Regions from separate parts of the Homo sapiens genome. Here region 1 is linked to region 2. A link is a loop called in an ENCODE intact Hi-C map of the cell type or tissue named here. Cell type or tissue: GM12878. All regions are shown on one strand. Each heading gives the region's core, and the rest is flanking DNA. Links, peaks and the distances in the headings are about the cores only.

Region 1 (2,921 bases), core at 266-2,765, 150 kb after region 2:
AACTATAAATATTAAACCAGTCTTAACCTAAGTCTAACCTTACTAAAATTAAATCATATTATACTTAAGCATCTCTAAAGGTTTGATTCATGGCAAAATATTGAATAATATGAGAAGCTCCTTTAAACAACCAAAAGAGACACTATTGATATCATTATAATCTTTGAATTAACAGATGTGCATTAAAAGATATAAGGTTTTGGTGGGATTTATATACATTTTTTAAAAGGCTATCAAGATGACCTATATCATCATTCACTGGTTTTCATGCCATGGCTTATTTGACATTTAAAGAGGTTGAAAATAAAAAGGATATAAGGGGAATGCCAAGGGGCATATAAAGTAAGGAACTGGATCAGAAGCCATCCAATGGAGAATTTAGAGCAATGCATGGACAGAGTTCACTAATGTTACAGATGTGAAGATGAAGAGGGGAGGGGAGGGGAAGGGAAGGGGAGGGGTAGGGTGAGGTGAGGTAAGAAGAAGAAAGGAGGGGTGGGGTAGGGTAGGGTAAAGAGGGGATGGGAGGCATGGGACAAAAAAGGGAGGGGAGGAGAGTGGACGGGTAGAGTGCGATATGGAGTGGAGGCTTTAGATGTGGTTAAGTTCACAGTGGTCCTAATGATCTTAGGGATCAAACTGAAATTAAATTTTGGTCAAAATGGACTCATCAACAATGATTTTTTTCAGTGATGTTTTGCAGATCAAAGTTCGTAACTGATAACCAGTTAATGGATGAGAAGAGACGAGGCTTTGTTTTAGCATATTCTCCAACACCATGGATACATAAGGCACAGATGAGGAGCAGTTCATGGCCAAAAATCTAGTTATCTCAGTCTGGTAAAATGTCTTAGGCTTTTTCCTCAAAGAGCTGTTCCTATGACCATCCCCTTGCCTGCCTCAGATGAGTCCTACCAGCAGGATGGAGCTTCAATATGTGACTCATGTATCTCCTTACTCTGCTAAGAAAAGTGTATAAAACACTCTGGGTCCTCATATTTTAGTTGATAGGAATCAAAAGAAGCAAAAAGCAAGAACACCAACTTACAAATTAAGACTAGAAAATATGTGATATTTCTTCCTCCCACACCACATTAAGCATTGCTAAGCAATCATGTTACTTTTTTTTTTTTTTTTTTTTTTTTACTAAATACAGACAGCCTTTGAATTCTCTAAGCAGAATTCCAGGCTATGTGTTATTGGCACTCTAGGTAAAATCCTGCCGGACATGACATAAATGCAAATTATTTTATAATTGAATAAACCACACTATTTCATCTATAGCTTACAGTTTATAAAGGGCTTTCAGATACCTTAAATCAAGGTTCATAAATACAGTAAGGATGGGTTTTAGTTTCATTGAACAAATGAGAAAGTTCAGAGGTAAAGTAATGCAGTTAGTAAGTAGAAGAGCCAGGATGTGAATGTCAGCATTTTGTTTTTCAAATCTGGTGCTTTTGCTATAGCCTACCTGATTTCCTGAATACACACACACACGAACCTATATATAAGTATGTAATTAAAAAGAGAAAATGAAAACAATTGTTAAGCAACACTACTACAATAATGGCAATGACAAAATACAATAACTATTTTCATTCTTGCCGAGTTTCTCGGTGCTTGCCAGTACTCAATCACCAAATAAAGTAGCAGTTTTTATGTTTCCTGGGTTTCCAGGTGTTAGGGTCCTTTAAGGAGTAAGCTCAATTCCACAGCGCCCTCTAGAGCTTGGGTCTTCTAATTCTTAGCCTCTGAGACAAGATAATTATAAAAAACTTTTTCAGTTTATATTTGCCTTATCAATGTAATCATTAGAATTAAAACTTATTAAGCATTTACTGTTGCTAACACTTTAGTTTGTACTCTGCATGTATTCTTATTTCTTTCTCTTATTCTGACACAGTAGGCATCAGTAACCTCATATTGTAGATGAGAAACCTGAAGCTCAGAGTTCAGGCAACTTGTCTAAATTAATTTAGTTCAAACAGAACAGAGCTAGAATTTAAATTCAAATCTTGACTTCAAATCTTGACTCCATGCTTTTCTCATAATGCAATGGTGCCTCTAAACCAAGAGATGGGCCAGTCAACTTAATGAATTTACACACAACACTCTCAAATTTTCCAAAACATATAAATCTGAGGCTGTTCTCCCCAGCATCACAGATAATTTCTTGTACCCTTTTAGATCGACAGTGGAAATATTTTTCTCTCCGCCCATATATTGAGATGCACTTCTCACTCATGGTTTCATCCTCCAACCCCCAACATATGGAGATTTCCTCATTTATGTGCTAATCTTTCTGAAAATTTAGAATGCAATATATAAAAATAAACCTACTACATCACCCTGGTTATACGTTTACACATGCACACACACAACACAAACCTCCTTCTCTTCTTTTAGGCTGTGTGTGCTATAACCTTCTCAAATATCAATGTCAATGTCATAATCATTTAGACTTAAAATCTTGTCTTCAGCTTTGACATTTATCATTGCTTGCTGAAATGTGATCAATTCCTCCCCCATGATATTTCTAAATGCACCTCTTTTTTCTAGCCTCATGAAAACCCCACCACATCAGCGGCTCATTACCACTGACATAAATTGCTATTATAACATCACTTCATTCCTCTTAAGAATTCTCATTCTAATCTACTTTTGACACTAGTTGCAGAATATGCTTCCCAACACACAGTCTTGTTTATGTCTCTCTGCTGCCCAATAAACATGCTTTGGTTACTAAATAATACCTGAGCACCTTTGTCTTGGCATTCAAGGCTGTTTATGATTTAGCCCAAACCAAAACATCAAGTAAATTCCTATTTCCCATCATGTTTCATTTATTAACTGTGCATCCTTGAGAAAGTAATTTTAGTACCATGAGTCTCAATTTCATCATCCATTGATTTTACATATAT
Region 2 (2,921 bases), core at 256-2,755:
AGACTCCACCCCAGTCTGCACTCCTCCCAGAGCACAGGCTGGTTGGAGGGTCTCCGGGGACCCCTTTATATTTGGCTATCTCAGTAATAACATACCAGCTCTGGAAATTCAGCCAAGTCATCCAGGATTTTTGTATTGATACAGTTTGTTGTTGCTGCAATTATTGTTTTTTATGCTGCTGTTGCTGATGTTTGTTTGCTAAATGACATTATTGAACTAATTACTTAAAGTCTATAACCTTTATTGTATGTGGCCACTGAAGTCTCTTTCATAGCTTAATGATCTGCTGTGATTGAATAGAAAGATTCTTAAATGACTTAAACCAGTAAGTCTCCCAATCTTTACTGAAGAGCTCTTCGTGTTTGTGTTGAGGCAACTTCAGTGTTCCAGCAGATAGTTTATACATCTTCCTTAGTCTTCACTTCCTATTTATACAAAGCCTCAACATCAACCAGATGTAAGAGAATAGGGGCTTTCCTGGACATGTGCACAAGCCTACACCTGTATGTTTCCTTCTAAGTTCTCAGAAACGTGTTCTAGTTTCTCAAAGCCTCCTATGGGCATCTCATTCCCCAGCCTTTTCTTTTATGTTTTTTGATCTGCTTCCTGTTTGTCCCAACTATTATTGCCACCTTCTGCAGCTTACATGTTAAACAATTGACATTGATTTTATTGATAAAATGCTCCTGAGGAAAAGCTGTCTGATTGAGTAAGCCCTGAAGCAATGCAAATAAAGACAAATTCTGCAAGTGGTGGTTTCCAGGGAACTCCCCTACATGTCAAATAATGAAAATTATCTGGGAATGAAAACTTTGGGTAGCCCAGACTCATTCTGTCCTTTCCCATGACTATTAGGTTGCTGTTTTTCATGACTATAGTGATTGCAAGGCTGTTGGTTTTTAAGATTACCATGATACTGAGGAGAGAGCTAATGGACTAGGGAAGATTAAAACCACAAAACTTAGGAAAACCAATGTCAACAAGATAGAAGAATAGGAGGCCCTCGGCCCCCTTTCCCCCTGAAAACACTGACTTAACAATAATAAGTATATTGTTGTCAGTAGACCAAATTGCCTTTGTGAGAAAACAAGAAACCAGGTAAGAGGTTGTGGCAGTCCAGGCTAGCACTAAGCCAATAGAACTGCATTAAAACAGGTAAAAAGGATTCCCAGGCAAGATGGCCAAACAGGAAGAGCTCTGGTCTGCAGCTCCCAGCAAGACCAATGCAAAAGGCGGGTGATTTCTGCATTTCCAACCTAGGTACCCGGTTCATCTCATTGGGACTGGTTAGACAGTGGGTGCAGCCCACAGAGGGCAAGCAGAAGCAGGGTGAGTCATTGCCTCACCCAGGAAGTGCAAGAGGTTGGGGAACTCCCTCCCCTAGCCAAGGGAAGCCGTGAGGAACTGTGCCATGATGAATGGTGCACTCTGGCCCAGATACTATGCTTTTTTTTGCAACCCACAGACCAGGAAATTCCCTCAGGTGCCTACACCACCAGGGCCCTGGGTTTCAGGCACAAAACAGGGTGGCCATTTGAGCAGACAGTGAGCTAGTTGCAGAAATTTTTTTTTTGCACCCCAGTGGGGCCTGGAATGCGAGCAAGACAGAACCATTCACTCCCCTGGAAAGAGGGCTGAAGCCAGGGAGCCAAGTGGTCTTGCTCAGCTGATCCCACCCCAATGGAGCCCAACAAGTTAAGATCCACCGTATTGAAATTCTCACTGCCAGTTCAGCAGTCTGAAGCCAACCTGGGATGCCTGAGCTTGGTCGGGGGAAGGGTGTTCACCATTACTGAGGCTTGAGTAGGCAGTTTTCCCTTCACAGTGTAAACAAAGCTGCTGGGAAGTTTGGACCAGGCAGAACCCACCACAGTGTTGCAAAGCCACTGTAGCCAGACTGCCTCTCTAGATTCCTCCTCTCTGGGCAGGGCATCTTTGAAAGAAAGGCAGCAGCCCCAGTCAGGGGCTTATAGATAAAACTCCCATCTCCCTGGGACAGAGCACCTGGGGGAAGGGGTAGCTCTGGGGGCAGCTTCTGCAGACTTAAACAGTTCTGCCTGCCAGCTCTGAGTTAACAGACACCTCATGCAGGAGAGCTCTGGCTGGCATCTGGTGGGTGCCCCTCTGGGATGAAGCTTCCAGAGGAAGGAGCAGGCAGCAATCTTTTCTGTTCTTTAGCCTCTGCTAGTGATACCCAGGCAAACAAGGTCTGGAGTGGACCTCCAGCAAACTCCAGCAGACCTACAGAAGAGGGGCCTGACTGTTAGAAGGAAAACTAACAAACAGAAACCAATAGCATCAATATCAAAAAAAAGGATGACCACACAAAAACCCCATCCGAAGGTCACCAATAGCAAAGACCAAAGGTAGAGAAATCCATGAAGATGAGGAAAAAACAGAGCAAAAAGGCTGAAAATTCCCAAAACCAGAATGCCTCTTCTCCTCCAAAGGATCACAACTCCTTGCCAGCAAGGGAACAAAACTGGAAGGAGAATGAGTTTGATGAATTGACAGAAGTAGCTTCAGAAGGTGCGTAATAACAAACTCCTCCAAGCTAAAGGACCACGTTCTAACCCAAGGCAAGGAAGCTAAGAACCTTGATAAAAGGTTACAGGAACTAACTAGAATAACCAGCTCAGAGAAGAACATAAATGACCTGATGGAACTGAAAAACACAGCAAGAGAACCTCGTGAAGCATACACAAGTATCAATAGCCGGAATCAGTCAAGCGGAAGAAAGGCTATCAGAGATTGAAGATCAACTTAAGGAAATAAAGGGTGAAGACAACATTAGAGAAAATAGAATGAAAAGGAATGAACAAAGCTATCAAGAAATTTGGAACTATGTGAAAAGACCAAACTTATGTTTGATTGGTATACCTGAAAGTGATGGGGAGAATGGAACCAAGGTGGAAAATACG

What was found. Hi-C counts contacts between places; a loop is a spot of excess contacts. Peaks named below come from ENCODE experiments on the same cell type or tissue, not always from the same donor. Only the 100,000 strongest peaks of a DNase experiment are listed, where the experiment ranks them.
Region 1: a loop joins it to region 2, with 2.6 times the contacts of the local background. A loop is called at or near these places in 3 of 110 quality-filtered maps.

The regions. Positions count from the first base shown.
Region 1 is chr2:147,330,508-147,333,428 of GRCh38, forward strand. No RefSeq gene overlaps it. Among named protein-coding and RNA genes, the nearest start is that of LINC01911, 490 kb to the left of the region's middle. In GM12878, for the core only: a CTCF peak has its summit at 1,716 (motif pointing left); a DNase peak (open chromatin) is centred at 1,650.
Region 2 is chr2:147,181,050-147,183,970 of GRCh38, forward strand. No RefSeq gene overlaps it. Among named protein-coding and RNA genes, the nearest start is that of LINC01911, 340 kb to the left of the region's middle. RefSeq lists enhancers at 652-701, 732-791. In GM12878, for the core only: no CTCF peak of the experiment used is centred there; DNase peaks (open chromatin) are centred at 512 and 1,422; H3K27ac peaks cover 2,109 bases.